3 separate regions of the Homo sapiens genome follow, and regions 2 and 3 are each linked to region 1. A link is a loop called in an ENCODE intact Hi-C map of the cell type or tissue named here. Cell type or tissue: Calu3. All regions are shown on one strand. Each heading gives the region's core, and the rest is flanking DNA. Links, peaks and the distances in the headings are about the cores only.

Evidence for each region. Hi-C counts contacts between places; a loop is a spot of excess contacts. Peaks named below come from ENCODE experiments on the same cell type or tissue, not always from the same donor. Only the 100,000 strongest peaks of a DNase experiment are listed, where the experiment ranks them.
Region 2: a loop joins it to region 1, with 2.6 times the contacts of the local background. A loop is called at or near these places in 3 of 110 quality-filtered maps.
Region 3: a loop joins it to region 1, with 2.6 times the contacts of the local background. A loop is called at or near these places in 3 of 110 quality-filtered maps.

The regions. Positions count from the first base shown.
Region 1 is chr2:137,170,926-137,176,380 of GRCh38, reverse strand. THSD7B (thrombospondin type 1 domain containing 7B) reads right to left here. Exons shown (of 28, transcript NM_001316349.2): 7 at 5,443-5,455. Among named protein-coding and RNA genes, the nearest start is that of THSD7B, 410 kb to the right of the region's middle. In Calu3, for the core only: a CTCF peak has its summit at 2,712; a DNase peak (open chromatin) is centred at 2,700.
Region 2 is chr2:137,657,717-137,663,171 of GRCh38, reverse strand. THSD7B (thrombospondin type 1 domain containing 7B) reads right to left here. Exons shown (of 28, transcript NM_001316349.2): 25 at 3,426-3,508. Among named protein-coding and RNA genes, the nearest start is that of HNMT, 300 kb to the left of the region's middle. In Calu3, for the core only: no CTCF peak of the experiment used is centred there; a DNase peak (open chromatin) is centred at 3,351.
Region 3 is chr2:137,845,399-137,850,853 of GRCh38, reverse strand. No RefSeq gene overlaps it. Among named protein-coding and RNA genes, the nearest start is that of HNMT, 120 kb to the left of the region's middle. In Calu3, for the core only: no CTCF peak of the experiment used is centred there; a DNase peak (open chromatin) is centred at 3,243.

The DNA of each region.
Region 1 (5,455 bases), core at 222-5,221:
AAGAAAAAATGATAGTTACTTTCTTAAAAAAGAAAAATCTGATTACTATTATCCTTTCTAAAATGCACATCTTAATAAACCGCATATTTATTTTAACCAAGTTGCCATTTCTCAAAACTTTTAGAAAATCCACATTTTAACTTTATTTTAGAGCCTACATATCCTCAGGTGGCTCGAATTTTATAGCATCTCTTTAAATAGGTTGATTCACTGAAGGAATATACTTATGTGAAAAAGAAATATCTGATGAATAATCTATTCTTCTTTCATCCTAAAATACAAGAAAATAAATATTATACTAAAATAGCATTTAGAATATCTTATAAGCAAAAGCAAAAACTTACAGAGCAGAAGTAAAGCAGCATTTGTTAACAACACGAGATACAACATAATCGAAGAGTTTAAAAATAAAGACAACACAAAAGGAGTTCTCTTTAGAATTCTGGTGAATCGCAAAATATTCCAAAAAATAATTTTTATTTGAATGGAGTCTGGAGTCTGACATTACTCTCACAGGTAAGCCAAAGAACATTTTTGAGATCTAAAAATAAAACAAACAAACAAAACAAAACTTTCAACTCCAATCACAGACGTAAAAACATTTAAAGAATATTTGATCCAACTTAGGTAAATGATTATTCTAACACATTTCCACCAGTTGAAGTCCTCCTTAAAAAGTACTTACAGTGTTAGAGCTTACAAGTACATGCCATTTTAGCCAAGATTAAAGGTAACATTCTTGGAGTGTTCACAGTTAATGATTTAAGGCAAAGACCCCTAGAAAAATATCCTTGAAATAAAAAGCAAAGCTACTTTAATGATGCAAAATCATTCCTAGTGCCGTGCAAATATATACACAGCTTGAGAAAAATATTTGCATGGAAAATGCATAGTGCAACTGTGAAAATAAAAAAACCTTGTATGCAAGGGAGTGTTTTTGGCAACACTGCAGAACTCTAACTCCATGCCTCTCAACATGTGAACTTTGTTCTTTGTGATCTATTACACTCTTCAGTAGTGTGGGCATTTGCCTTCTAGAAGTGCAGATTGTATGTTGCATTATCCCTGAATGAAGATGTTTGCTGAAACATGTAAACACTTTTTTTCAAGATAGCCTATTTGGCAAATTATGGGGCAAAAGTTATGGGTGAGTGCTCCAGGTCTGACTGCTACAGCAGGCAGACAGGTGTTTATCCAATGACCCCATGGAGTCTTCTGCCCACTTTGCATTGTGGGCACATGAAAGATGATACATAGTAGTCACTTGCCAGCCACTGGGAACACTGTCCACTGGCCTGGCATTATGAGGGTTTTTCCAACTTGCTTTTGAAGATGTCACTTGGTGGTAAACTTTGATCAATCACCAGTGACACCTGGCAATAACGAACCAGTTATATGTTTGAGAATTGATGTTTAAAATGCAGTGAGTAAATTTGATATTCTAAGGGAGAAATATGTTGGGCTTGCATTTTTGAATCTCACTCCATTTACATTTCAAGTGCTACTTTGAAATGAGGAAACATACTTGTCAATGAGACAAGAATAACCTATGCATATTCAACGCTCCGTAAATGTCTATTGACATTTGATAAGATATTGTGCAGAGGACAGAAATCAAAGCTATTCCATCAATCAGAGACTCGGAAATCAGATTCCAAATAAGAACACTCATTTATACAATCTATTAAGCAATTTACCTCTTGAAAATAAATATCACTGACTAACATAATGTTTGCTATAATTACAGGCTTGAGGGAGAAAGAGGAGCTTCAGTGGCACTGATAGTATTGCTAATAAATCAAAGTAGAAAATGGAACAAAGCAGAGATAGCTGTAGGAATTAGAGATGACTACTCAAATCTAAGATAACCCAAAGTAGACCACATTCTTAAACTAATCCACAAAGTTTAGGCACATCAGAAATTGCTATTTCCATATACTCCCTGGTTTCAATGTGACATAGATTATATATTTTTGAAGTTTGTAAGCTAATGGTCTAAACAAACTCCTGGGGAAGAGCAATATGTCTTCCTAGCAGCTAACAAGGACACCCAACAAGACACTGTCGAGAGCCCTACAGAATCTTGGTCAAGCTTATGTAGAAATCTCATGGTTCCACAATTTGAATGGGACATAGATACTTGGCAGGGATGTTGAATGTTCCTTTCTAAACACCTATATGCAGGATATCTAGAAGGAGATCATATGTAAAAGCCTAAAAATGGTAAACAAGCCAAGTTACCCTTACAAATTAAGGTAGGCCTCAAGTCTGAGTAGATCTAATGTAAGTGGTTTTTTAAAAAATCAAAAATAAAGTATTTCTTTTGGTCTCATCTGTTAAATTCAAAACAAATTCTGAAAGAAAGTGTCTATGAAGCAATTAATAAACCAAGAGTGATGGAGGAAAATATCAAATGTTACAAAGAAAAAAACAAAAGGAAATCAAAGGACACTGTATATCTCAAACCTGTCATTCTCCAGGCATTTAAATTAATGTCAACAGTTCTGTCAACTCCTGTAGTTATGGAAAAAACCTGATAATATGTAGGAGTCAAACAGGAGCACTTCTCTGCCAAACTTCTATCATCAATCACCCAGATTCACACTGAAGCTGAACCACAAAAAGTGTAACCAGACCACATTTTCAGTTTCACACAGAACAAAAGACAGCTTCAGCCACTAGGAGGCCAAGCATGTTCCCAGAACCACGACCATGGCCATTGCCCCACAAACGATGAGGGAGTCATTCAGGTATTTAAAAACCAAAAAGACTTCACGGAGCTGATATGAACAAATATTAATTCCCTCTTCTGCACACATAAGTTCAGTGTGTAGGTCAAAAGCTGAAAATTAGTCATTTCACAGGAATAAGCAAGAAAGCTCTAAAACTGCTGTAAAACAGTAAAGCTGATGATTGTAGAAGGCTCAGCATAAATTATGAAAGAAGTTCCTAGCCAAGTGGACAGAGATATCATGACAACCCTCCAATATCTGCTGTGAGATAACAAAGCATGAGAGTCATTTATCACTGGGTTCCAACCAAACCAATGATCTTTGTGTTTCCTTAGCTGGAGCTGGGGAGGAAGAATTAGTTATGGCTATTCGAATCCTCCTTATTATTTTCATGTTTTAAAAGAATGCTCTTCGACCAATTCTTCAGGACCGGGTAGAATAATAATTGTACTTTAAAATATACATAAAATAAGTTTATGGCTTTTTGGAATGGTTATATGCCATTCAAAAAATCATTGCCACTTCACTAATCATTGTTATATAACTAATTTAACTCTCACAGTCTTAAGAGTGAGAGGGAGGTTTTATTACCCCACTTGGCAGCTGAAAGAAAGGATGCTTCCTAGTTAAATAAATTTCCTGAGACAACCTAGCAGGTGAGTAGCAGAGTTGAAACTGCAACCTATCTAACTCTAGAGCTCATGTTTTAAACTTCCATACTTCACTTCTTACTCCAAACTCAACACAGAACACTTCTGTAACCACACAATTCTCCAACACCACCTGGGCATCCTGCAATTTAACTCAACTCTAACACTATCTATTTGGAGTTAGCATTAGATCCCACAGGTTATGGTCTCAGTCCTTCAAGACTGCCGCTCACTTCAGATGCCCGTCTCAAGTCCCAGACTGTCGCCTGTGCTTCTGACCCATGGTTATACATCGGGGTTCCCACAACTCCTTCCTCAGGTCCTATAATTTCCTAGGACATATTACAGAACTCAGGGAAACATTTTACATGTATTGGTTTATCATAAAGGATATTACAAAGAATATACATGAAAAGCCAGAAGAGATTCATGAGGAAAAGATGCACAGGGCAAGGTATGGGGGACAGAGTGCAGGGCTTCCATCCCCTTGCTGGGATCTGCCACCCTCTCAGCACTGCCACATTTCCAGCAGCCCAGAAGCTCTCTGTACCTCATAGTTCAGAGGTGTTTATGTAAGTAGGATCAATAATTAACCCAATCTCCAGCCCCTCTCTTGTTTCCAGTGGGTGAACTGAAATACCTAAGCTTCTAATCATGGTTTGGTCTTTCTGGTGATCATCTCCCATCCAGAAGCTCACCAAGCATTACTTCATTAGAATAAGGCAGGCCTTGCACTCAGGAAATTCCAAGGGATTTAAGAGCTGTGTCAGGAACCACGATTAAAGACCAACTATGAAAACAAAAGATTCTCCTAGCACCCCTGTATCTCAGGAAATAACCAGGGTTTTAGGAGCTCTGTGATAAGGAGCCAGGGACGAAGACCAAAAAATATACGTCTTATTAGAAAACACAATATCACACAAACAAAAGCAATACGAAAGTGATCTGTTACTAAATTGCACATATGTTACCACAATTCAAAAATTATATGTTAATATTCACAGGAGTTGCTATTAGTTTTAACTCTGCTGTAGCTAATACAATCTGTTATTGCCCTTTAATTAAATAATCACCTGGTTTCCACAGGGAACCAATTACATCACCTGACAAAATCTATATCTGTGTAATTATGGTAATGATTGAAAAGAAATGAAGAAAGGATGAAGAGAGGGAGGGAGGGAGAGAGAAAAAAAGGAATGAAAAGCTTTGCAATATATATCAACCCTGTGTGCTCTGAATCTATTTTGTGATTTACTTCTGTTCTATGGATTACTTAGCTGCATAAGTTCAAAACGCTTCATTCCACATATCATGAGCATTATAAGTGGGGCTTCTCATGGCAGAGCTGATTAATAAATATACACGATATTCTTCCAAGGTACTGAAATTTTTTTCAAGTTCAGGATCAAGGTTTTACATGTCACTTTTCTTATTTCCACATGACACATGTTTTCTGAATCACCTTTCATTTCAAATAACCTACCAGGTGCTTGCTGATTGAGGAAAGACATCATTGTTAATAGTTTTGTAAATCTTGACAACTTGTATTTAAAAACAGTTCTTTGGAAATGTTAGTATTGTGTCTATAGCTGATTCAACTCTAATGTCATATAAACAAAAAGCCACCTAGTTTTGTTTGGTTCTTTTTTTAACTTGCAGGATGTTTCAGTCCTGGATTCTTAACAAGATGACATTTGTTTATAATATATAAAGGCATGTTATACATTGGCTTTTACTTGTTTTATATTGATAAGTTGAACACTATCCAAGAGATTTGTTCTCTGTTTTTTTGACAAATTAAAAACTCTTAAGAAATCTCTAGGTTTGCTGTATTGCATTTAAGTACAATCAAATAGTGTTCTGTCATGGAGTATGTGGACCCATATTAAGTCACGGCACCTTACTTTGCAGCAATGTGTCACTCGATGTAAACATAAATATTCAAGGATAAGAAAGGCTGTGCTTCTCTTCCTCATGAGAATGATCTATTGAAGGGTGGTCATGTGTTATTTGGCTGATACTTAACATCCTAACACCTCTAGTGGGTCACTGGGTCATACCGCGGTCATTCTG
Region 2 (5,455 bases), core at 358-5,357, 490 kb before region 1:
AATGTGTTTACAATTCTGACACCTGCCAAATATTAAACCATAGTTCTTTGTGAATAAAGTTAATTAACTATGCTTTTCCTCTCTCTTTTTGTCTTTTTTTTTTTTTTTAGATGGAGTTTCACTCTGTTGCTGATGCTGGAGTACAATGGCACAATCTCAGCTCATTGTAATCTCCGCCTCCCAGGTTCAAGCACTTCTCCTGTCTCAGCCTTCCGAGTAGCTGGGATTATAGGCACCCGCCATCACACCTGGCTAATTTTGTCTTTTTTTTGTTCTTTTAATAGAAACAGGGTTTCACCATGTTGGCCAGGCTGGTCTTAAACTCCTGACCTCAGGTAATCTTCCCACCTCGGCTTCCCAAAGTGCTGGGATTACAGGTGTGAGCCACCATGTCTGGCCATCTTTTCCTCTCTTATGGAGATGTTTATGGCATTTAATCAAATTATCTTCAACTCTTATCTCCATTTGTTTCAGATCCTTGCCTAGTTGCTCCAACCCACCCTTCTTACTGAGAAGCAAAGCAACAGGGATTATGTACATATCTTCTTTGAATTAAGTGTTCTTGCTATCACAGCCGCGAAATCCCTCCATCACCTTTTACCATTGACCACTAAATGTTAGAGTAGGTAGCTAAGAAGACATAAGCAGGGCAGGAGAAGGGTCCCCCACCAGGAATGTCAGGCAACCATCAGGTGATGGTTAGGCAGCTGTTAAACTGTCTCTCTAAAATAATAATTGGTTGCAGCGAGCACGAGGGAAAGGCAGTCTCCCAAAAGATAGAAAACACCTGGCCGGGCGCTGTGGCTCACGCCTGTAATCCCAGCACTTTGGGAGGCCAAGGCGGGTGGATCACAAGGTCAGGAGATCGAGACCATCCTGGCTAACGTGGTGAAACCTGTCTCTACCAAAAATACAAAAAAAAAAAAAAAGAAAAAAAAAAAATTAGCCGGGCGTCGTGGCGGGCATCTGTAGTCCTAGCTACTTGGGAGGCTGAGGCAGGAGAATGGCGTGAACCCAGGAGGCGGTGGTTGCAGTGAGCCAAGATCATGCCACTGCACTCCAGCCTGGGTGGACTGAGCAAGACTCCATCTCAAAAAAAAAAAAAAAAAGAAAAAAGAAAACACCTGAAGCTGGTGATCAGTAGCTTCCTAATAAAATCTCAGGAGCTGGGCAAATGGGCTCAACCGTGCTCACTAAGAGGCAAAATGGAGGAGTTTAACTGGTATATGATCTTCCTCTAGGAACACACAACTTGTAAGGGAAAAATGCCTAAAGTGAGCATGTGTACAACTTCAGTAAACACGCTGTGCATGCGGCCCCTCCCAAGTCCTGGCAGGCCACTGTGGATGGCCACTATGCATGTGGATGGCGCACCCTAAGGGAAGAATCGGGGGAGAGGGAAAACGACCTCTACCCCTGAAGCATGCCAACATATAAAACCCAAGTCAAAGGTCAAAGAGGGCACTTGGCCTTCTTCCAAGTGTACTTTACTTCCTTTCTTTCCTGCTCTGAAACTTTTTAATAAACTTTCACTCTTGTTCAAATACTTGCCTCAGTACAAGCATAAGTACATTCTGCCTTATGCCCCTCAGATGAATTATTTCCTCGGAGGAGGCAAGAGTCAAATTGCCGCAGACCTGTATGGATTCGCTGCTGCTGACATAACCATGTCAAACTACGTCTCTGCTTGTAGGCTTACTTCTGCACTCAAGGAGGGCAGCCTTACATGGGAGATAAAAGACTTCACCAAAGACGCATGCTCAAGAGAAATATACCTATGCCTATCTGAGTTACTCCTTCCTTGTAATAACTCGAGTGTCACCCCACATCACATCTCTAGTTGGCATTGTGACAATGGGTCTTTTATATTAGTCTGTAAATTTCTGGTCATTTTTAAGTACAATGAATGTCACCAAGAAGCAGATTATTATGAGACATGATGGATGAAGATTCCTATCTGTCTCTGGAAGTGAACTTGAAAATAACTGCTCTTCCTCCAGCAAGTATACAGACAATAGAGAAGAGTGGAAGAGAATAAGCATAAGATTATGAATCTCTATGACTTCGCTCTTATGGCTCCTTACCTAAAGCTATTTATCTAGCATTTTCTGAACAGACCTTAGCTTCACATAGCTACTCATGCCAATCCTCATCAACCAGTTAACTTTATTTAGGTCATCAATTATTGACTGAACACATGATTTTGAGGAGAAACAGATACTAAAAGTAAACAAAGCACCTCAATCTTCTACAAAAGAAAAAAAGTAAGAGCACATGTTATAGTTAACAGCCTATAGTTTAGTTCAGGTTGCATTCATATAATAATAACATAAATATGATATTTTCAGTTGGTTTTAATTGAAAGTATCACAAAATGATATCTTCATATCACAGTGGAGATATCTAAGCAAATTTGTATGTGCTTAGCTATTGAAGCCATATTCTCAAGATGCATCTCTATTTTTAGCATGAGATAAAACTTGTAACCAGTCAGTCATATGTTCAAGAGTTCAAGGAAAAAAGTATTTTCTGTTTAATTAAAGAGGACATCCAGAGAGTTGGTGAAAAGCTACAATTTCTACTTTTTAAACATCATTAACCCAAATGGAGTTGTTCCTGAACTTCCCCTCTTTTCCTTCTATTCCCCTCTGCAAGCTGACCCACTGTCTTTTCTGTGGTAAAGAATTAACCCATCTTGATTTGTAAGGCCAATAATAGGACTGAGTACTTGAATTATTTTTAATCAAATCACTTTTAGAATAGGCATACTATAAGAAAAAGCTTGTTTCTTTAAAAAATGTAGTATAGTTTTTAAGAATTATAGTGCACTGCACACCATGAGTGCCATTGATTAGAATACATTACATGTTTTACATTAATTCCTGAGTTGTGGTAGATGGGAGTTATAGGAGAAAAAGCACAAATAAATTTCTGCTTTGAAAAAAAAATACATGCATAACCGCCACCCCATACACATATTTTTTTCAACCATAGTCACATATTCAGTTTATTTAAAATAAACTAAAAATGTACTCACTCAACAGTAATCATAGTGTAATACAATTTGCATAATAACTTTAGCAAATATGAACATTTATAGTATCTTTCAAAATAGTTGAGGCGTATAAAAGGTTAAGAAGAGAAGACATAAGTCAACTGAGAATACTTACTGGTAAATAGAGCTAACATAAATTAGGTATTTGAAAGATAGATTTGGCTAAAGACAGATTTATAGAAAAACACTGTTAATACATGGTCCTGACGAGAAATTCTTTATAACTGGGATTACTCCTGCAAATGCCTCTAGATGGTATCATGGGCACGTGGAACTGCTGCTTGGGCTGCAGCCGGCAGGAGAACATCTGATTGCATGTGTAAAACACAGCAATTAATGCACTTATAGAAGACTCCAGCACATGACTCACCTGTGTACAGTAGGAGAAAGGTTTTCTGCAGGCTGGAATGCACTGCCGAATGGCAGCAGGACGGGCCTGAGGGGAGCAGCCTCCTGCAAAGGAAATTCCACCATCATTTGCAGATTTCTCTATTAGATATTTCTAATTTTTTGGTATTTTTTTTTAACCTGTGCCACCGGCCTCTTTGCAACAGTATTATTATTTTTGAAAAATCTATTTGCCAACATTGTGGTCCAAGCCTATTTTATTGATTACTCTAAAATGAATTGAGATGGGAGGCTCTTCTAACAGAGGCTATTTGCAGTAGAGTTTTTATACTGTTTATTGGCGATGTGATTCTATCATACGGCTATGCTTGAGCACAAAGTCTATGTGAGCCAGAATCTGTAGAAGAATTGATAAAATCTAAATTTAAACTCAGGAGCAGAAAACATATCTGCTGGAATACTCCTTCTACATATATACTGCTTCAGCTCCTGAGCACCCAGGTAGGCACTAGGCCGATTTCAACAACCCAGGAAATGCTAAAAGAATGCCATGAATGAATTCATGGGACCATGGTATCAAATATGTTGGTAGTATTTTTAAATGTAAGTCAACTGGAATACATGCACACAGAGTCACGTATAAACACATTCTTAAGAGCAAGCACCGAAGCTCTAGGAGAGACAATCAAACATCTGACACAGTACTTGTTCCTGCTCCGTACATATTTTTGAATAAATGGATGAGACAATGTATGTCTCTGTAACTGGAAAATCATTTACATACTAGTCTTACTTTGCTAAATTCAAGATAGTAAAAGAGACATGAGACAAAGCCTAGAGAAAATTTGACAAAGCACCATTTATATAGTACTGGTTGCATTGAAAGGTTCTAGCGTTTGGATAAGTACAATTGTCAACCCATTATAGTTTATAGTTTTGTAGCTAGCAAAAAGCTCTGGGCCTAAGGCAGAGTAGCGAACAGTCAGACCTACATTGTCCCTGGGAATGAAGCAGCTAAATTCTCACTGTGACTTGAAAAATAACACAAAGAATCCACACAGAAATTTTTAAAAAGCAAAATTCACAGTCCAGAATTAGCATCTAGGTGTGAAATTGATAATTTCGGTGTTAGTGGCAATAACCACACAGTCCTATTTCTACCAACTGTGTTGGTGCTGGCAGGGGGAGGGTTTCCGTTCTTTCAACCAGGGATCTCCACAGCAGGCGTACTTCAGTGGGAGGAGGGCTCTTGGGAATAGGAAAGAAAATCTTGGAATTTACATAGGTTATAGAACATATTTTTTAATTCTAAGAATTAAATTAAGCTTTAATAATATTTGTCAGATGATACTGATGACCTGAGCTTCTTCATCAGATGATTACATGTTATACACTGTGCCTGAGGAATTCCGTGCAGAGAATTGATAGCAAAGCTCCTACCAGTACGTTAACTCTCAGTGTATTGCAGAGTATGATGCCTTCTGTGTTCCTGACTAGGGAGACTTAGAGTATATTTAGTTTTAACAACTTACAAAAAAGATAAGTAGCTTAAAGTAAATTATTTTGTGGATAAACTTTAAATTAAAAAGAATACCAATAGTGCAAGAGCAAGTAAACAAGAAAAAGGAGGAGCTGACAATACTTCTATTCCTATAGGCATTTCAGCTCTTGCACAAGCTCTCTGTAAACGATAGTACTAAGTAAAAATAATGACAATTTAATTTGCTGACAAGAAAGCATTTAAAAATCTCAAAAATTGGCCGGGCGTGGTGGCTCACGCCTGTAATCCCAGCACTTTGGGAGGCCGAGGCGGGCAGATTATGAGGTCAAGAGATCGAGACCATCCTGGCCAACATGGTGAAACCCTGTCTGTACTAAACACAAAAATTAGCTGGGCGTGGTGGCGTGTGCCTGCAGTCCCAACTACTCAGGAAGCTGAGACAAGAGAATCACTCAAACCAGGGAGGCAGAGGTTGCAGTGAGCCAAAATTGTGTCACTGCACTTCAGCCTGCTAAATGGTATCTGCCATCATGAATGAGGGACCTCTTGCT
Region 3 (5,455 bases), core at 151-5,150, 670 kb before region 1:
GTACTTCATTCCTTTTTACTGCAAAGTGATATTCTATTGCATAGATATACCACATGTTGTTTAACTATTCATCAGTCCGTGCATATTTGTACAGTTTCTGCTTTTTGGCTATTATGAATAATGCTGCTATAACCTATGTACAAGTTTCTGCGTGAATATATATCTTCACTTCTTTAGGATATATAGGAGTGAAATTGTTGGGTCATGTACTAACTCTAATGTTTAACATTTTGAGGAACTTTGCCAAGAATATTCAACAAAAAAATTGGCTGTAATTGTGTTGGTGACATTTTCTGTAGTATCGTGGAGTTTATAAGGCAAGGAAAGTTTTATGAAGATCATAAATATTTTCTCTACATGATTAATTGAGAGATACCATAATTTTGCTCAAAAGGTAAATTTACTATTCTAAAAATATTTATAGATATAAAGAAAAATCTAGAAAAAAATAAAATCTATGTTTTGGACCAATTTTATTCACAGTTATGGCCAGGTTGGATGATTATTACAAATATTTAGAGCTTAAGCTCCAAAGTGGTGTAGATCTTATAAATCATCACTTCAAATGTCTATATCTTACATTTAAAGAGATAAAATCATTATCTTCCAAATATGACAGAATTAGAGATTAATCTTGGGTTTTTATATTGTTGAAACCTCATATTTTATCATTAAGATCATGTATTTCATGTTGTGTGTGTGTTTTTGTTTTAGTAGGGGTTATCTGCTCAAAATTAATGTCTATCTCTCTAATAGAACAGAGAGGGTTTGGGGTACACATAGATTTTTTAAAAATAAAGCTAGACCTGTTTGGGGTGGATAAAATAACAGATATATTCAGTTTTTATGATGATAATGTGTAATGATCTTGATTTTATATGGAAATTTTAATTAATGCCCATGCGACAAATTATCTTCAATATAATAGAGTTTCTATATGCTATTTATCATGATAGCGCTTTAAAATTTTTAAATTTATTTTTTTTTAGCAATTTATGCTATAAGGGTATTACTGTATTCATGGTTTACATAGAAACCACAACTCAGAATGGTAATTGACTTATTTAAAATCAAATGGTAAACGGCTGTAATTTTAATGCTGATTTCCTAATTCCATACCTAGATTTTTGTAGCACCGCTGCAAAGTTTGGAGGATATAAGAAAATGTGCTTTGCAGATTAGTTGCCCATAATAGTGACTTCCAGTAAACTATGATGTCTTCATGAGGCTATTATTTAAAGTTTATTATACTTCTGCAGATTACCTAGCAAGAGCTTTGGTGAGTCCTGTAAGAGGTGATGCCTCTAAGAGATACCTGCTGGAATCATGGAATCCAGTCCAGGGCTTCTCAAGGGGCTTGTAGAGATAAGTTTCCTGTAATTGCAAACCTTATTTGAAGGGCTGTGAATTCTGCTAGATATGTAATTTGTGATAAAGAAAATGCTTCAAATTAAAACTATCCCCTTCATTTTTGTGTCACAGATATAGTCATTCAATGATGTTTTCTATAAAAGTACTGACAATTAATATTGCAATTTTCAAGCAAAAGCCCTTAAGCAACAAGCATTCATCCAAATACTTTTCTTTTCAATAAACACTATCAACAAAAGACATTAGAAGTAATGATTTCTAAGGGCCACAACAGTGGTTTTATAAATTAAATATCTTCAGGACTCTCTCTGAGAACAGTAATCAATATTTTATTTTATTATTTTAAGCCATTTTCTATTCTTTTAAATCTCAACTTTCTCTGGTTTTTCTCCCTCCTTCCCCTCCTTCCTTCCTTCCTTCCTCTTTTCCTTTTTCCTACCTTCCTTTCTTTCTTCCTATTTTATACTTATTTTTTCTTTTGCATTTATATGTTAATTTTCTTGTGTGCTTGTAGCTTCTTGGGTTTTTTTTTTTTGGCTCATATTTAAAAACAAGGCATTTGAAACTTGATGGGGACTTTGGTTTACATGAAGGAGGATTGATAATCAATAGGAATAACTAAAGAGAAGTAATCTCATTAGTGTCAGGGAAATTCTATATGATTGAAACTGAATATCCTTGATCCAGGATACAAATGCCCACAGTAGTTGAGCTAGTTCACCAAATAGTGTGTAGACTTATTGCTGTGTATGCTGATCTTAGGAAGAAGAGAAGATAGGCACTGTGGTCAAGCCGCCCCCTGGAAACATCTCATCCTTAATAACATTATTTTGGTAATTGCTGGACTCAAGGGATACAATTATAAAACTTGGACTTTGGTCTAAAATAAGCCCATACTGTTTTACCATTGTCGAGCCAAAACTTTTTATTACTGGAGACAAGTTTATTCTCTAGTTTTTACTATTTCCACTAGTGGTGCTACTGTTCTCCTTTTATCTCATGTTTAAACACTTGAAGTTGTTCTCGAATCCTCATCTCTCCTCTTGTATTCAATTTAGTAATTTATCTTACATCTTTTCCTCTTTTCCATTTGCCCTGGAGCCACCTTTTTCCTGGACTTCTATAATGTTATTTTAATAAATGAATCATGTTTGTCATGAGTATAACCATGCCTGAAGAAAGATTGTCCAAACACGCTGGTGCCAGGCAGAATGAGGTTCAAATCCTGGCTTTGCCCGTAAGTATCTACATTAAATAAGGAAATTACTTATCCTCTTTAAGTTATTATTTCTTTCGTAAAGTTGAGATACTCATAGTTCCTACCACATGGGGTTTGGAGGAATTTTAAATAAGAAAAGGAATGTAAAATGCTTCACACAGTACCTGCCACATAGTAGGTCTTAAATAGTAAAAAATGTTAACTATTACTATTTTTAAATTGTATTACCTGTCAATTTTTACATTATTACATTCAACCCAACATTCTTAACACATAAAATAAAAGCTATAGTTGTTTATATCAAGTGTGTCTCTTTTGCATAGCAAGAAGCCGCTTGTAGATTCTTAATGACAAATCCATGGCTACTAGCATTTTACTGTCTCTATTTTTCAAAATTTTTAAAAGACAAATTATAATTGTATATAGTTATGGGGTACAATGTGATCTTTTGATATATGTATGCAATGTACAATGATTAATTCAAGCTAAATTAACATATCCATCACCTCACATACTTACCATTTTTCATGAGAACATTTGAAATTTACTTTCTTAGTCTTGAAATATGCAGTAGGTTGTTATTCACTATATAGCTAACATGTTGTGCAATCAGTCTCAAAAACTTGTAACTCCAGTCTAACTGGAACTTGGTATAACACCTTTCCATTCCTTTTTCCCCACACCCAGCCTCTGATAATGACTATTTTACTTTGAGTTTGACTTTTTAATTTCAACATGTAAGTGAAATCATGTGGTATTTGGCTTTTTGTGCCTGGTTATTTTACTTAGCACAATATCCTCCAGGTTCATCTATGTTGTTGCAAATGATACGATTTTGCCCATTTTTTAAAGGCTGGATAATATTCCTGTGTGTGCATGTGTGTGTGTGTGTGTGTGTGTGTGTGTGTGTGAATACACTACATTTTATTTATCCATTCATCTATTGATTCCATATCTTGATGATTGAGAATAATGCTGCAATGAACGTGGGAATGTAGTTACCTCTTTGACATGCTGATTTCAGTTCCTTTGCATATATACCTAGATATAAGATTGCTGAGTCATATGGTAGTTCTATTGTTTCTCAAGAACTCACCTTAGTTTTCCTTAATAACGTTACTAACTCACATTCCACCAACACTGTGCAAGAGTTTCCCTTTTCTGCACATCCTCACCAACACTCACCTTTCATCTTTTTAATAATAGCTATACTGAAAGGAGTAAAGTGATATCTCATTGTGGTTTTAATTTGTGTTTTCCTAGTGACTAGCGATATTCTATATAAAAAATCTCTAAAGATTCTACCAAAGACTGTTAGTATTGATACATAAATTCAGGAAAGTTGCAGGGTGCAAAAATTAATATTTGATAATTGGTAGTATTTCTATACATTAACAATAAACTATCCAAAAAAGAAATCAAGAAAAAAAATCCTGTTAACAATAGCTATGAAAAAAAAAAGTACTTATAACTAAAATTAGCCAAGGACATAAAAGGTCTATAAACCTTTGATAAAACAAACTGAAAATAAATGAAAGGAAATTCTGTGTTCCTAGCTGGGAGTAATTAATATTGTTAAAATCTCCATACCACCCCCATAAAATCTATAGATTCAATTCAATCCCTATCAAAATTCCAAATCCTTTTCACAGAAATAGAAAAAAAATTCTAAAATTCATATGGAACTGCAAATTATCCTGAATAGCCAAGGTAATTTTGAGAACAAAGTTGGAGGCATCAAACCACCTGATTTTAAAATATGTTACAAAGTTATAGTAATTAAAACAGTGTGGTATTGGCATAAAAACAGACACCACAATAAAACAGGATAGAAAAACCCGAAATAAACCTACAGATTTACAAGCAATTGATTTTTGTCAAAGATGGCGAGAACACTCAATGGAAAAGTTCTGTCTCTTCAATTCAATAAGTCATGCTGGGAAAACTGGATATCCTCATGCAGAAGAATAAATTTGGGACTTTATCTTACACCACATACAGAAATAAACTCAAAATAGATAAAAGACCTAGACATAATAATGGAAACTGTAATACCACTAGAATAAAACATAAGGGAAAATCTCTACATCATTTGTCTGGGCAATGATATTTTAGATTTGATCCCAAAAGCTTAGCCAATAAAAGAAAAAATAAACAAATGGGATTGCTTCACTCTAAAAAGCTTCTGTACAGCAAAGGAAACAGTGTTAATAGAGTGAAAAGACAACCTACAGATTGAGAGAAAAAAATTTGCAAACCATACATCATATAAGGGATTCATATCCAAAATATGTAAGGAATTCAACTCAATAGCAAGAAAACAAGTAATTCGATTTTAAAAATGGGCAAAGGACCTGAATAAACTTTTCTTGAAAGAAGACATACAAATAGCCAACAAGTATATGAAAAAAATATTTCTTTCTATTTTCAACCACTGGTAATTCACACCCCTAAAAAGTATAGATTCCTATAATGCCTTTTTGCATATCAACCTCATAATGAGAAATCACATTTCTTCCAATTGACTGAATAATAAAGTCCAAATTCCTTAAATTATGTTGAAAGTCCTTTCCTATCTGGCATCTACCTACTCTTGATTCTCCATTGATGCCCTATTATTTCTGTATATGAATAAACTGTGTCAGCAAAATTCATCTTCTTATTGTCTGCAAGTTCACTGTTATATGTCCTGTCCCTATTCTTTTTCTGATGAAATAATATAAATTTCTCCTTGAATTCTAAATTCCAGCTTCAATCTCTATTTAAAGTATAAAAATCAGTGGCCCTTAGTTTCTACTTCACTGTTTTCTCCCACATTTATGACATACTATTTTGTATTTTTATTAATCTTTATTACAACATGAC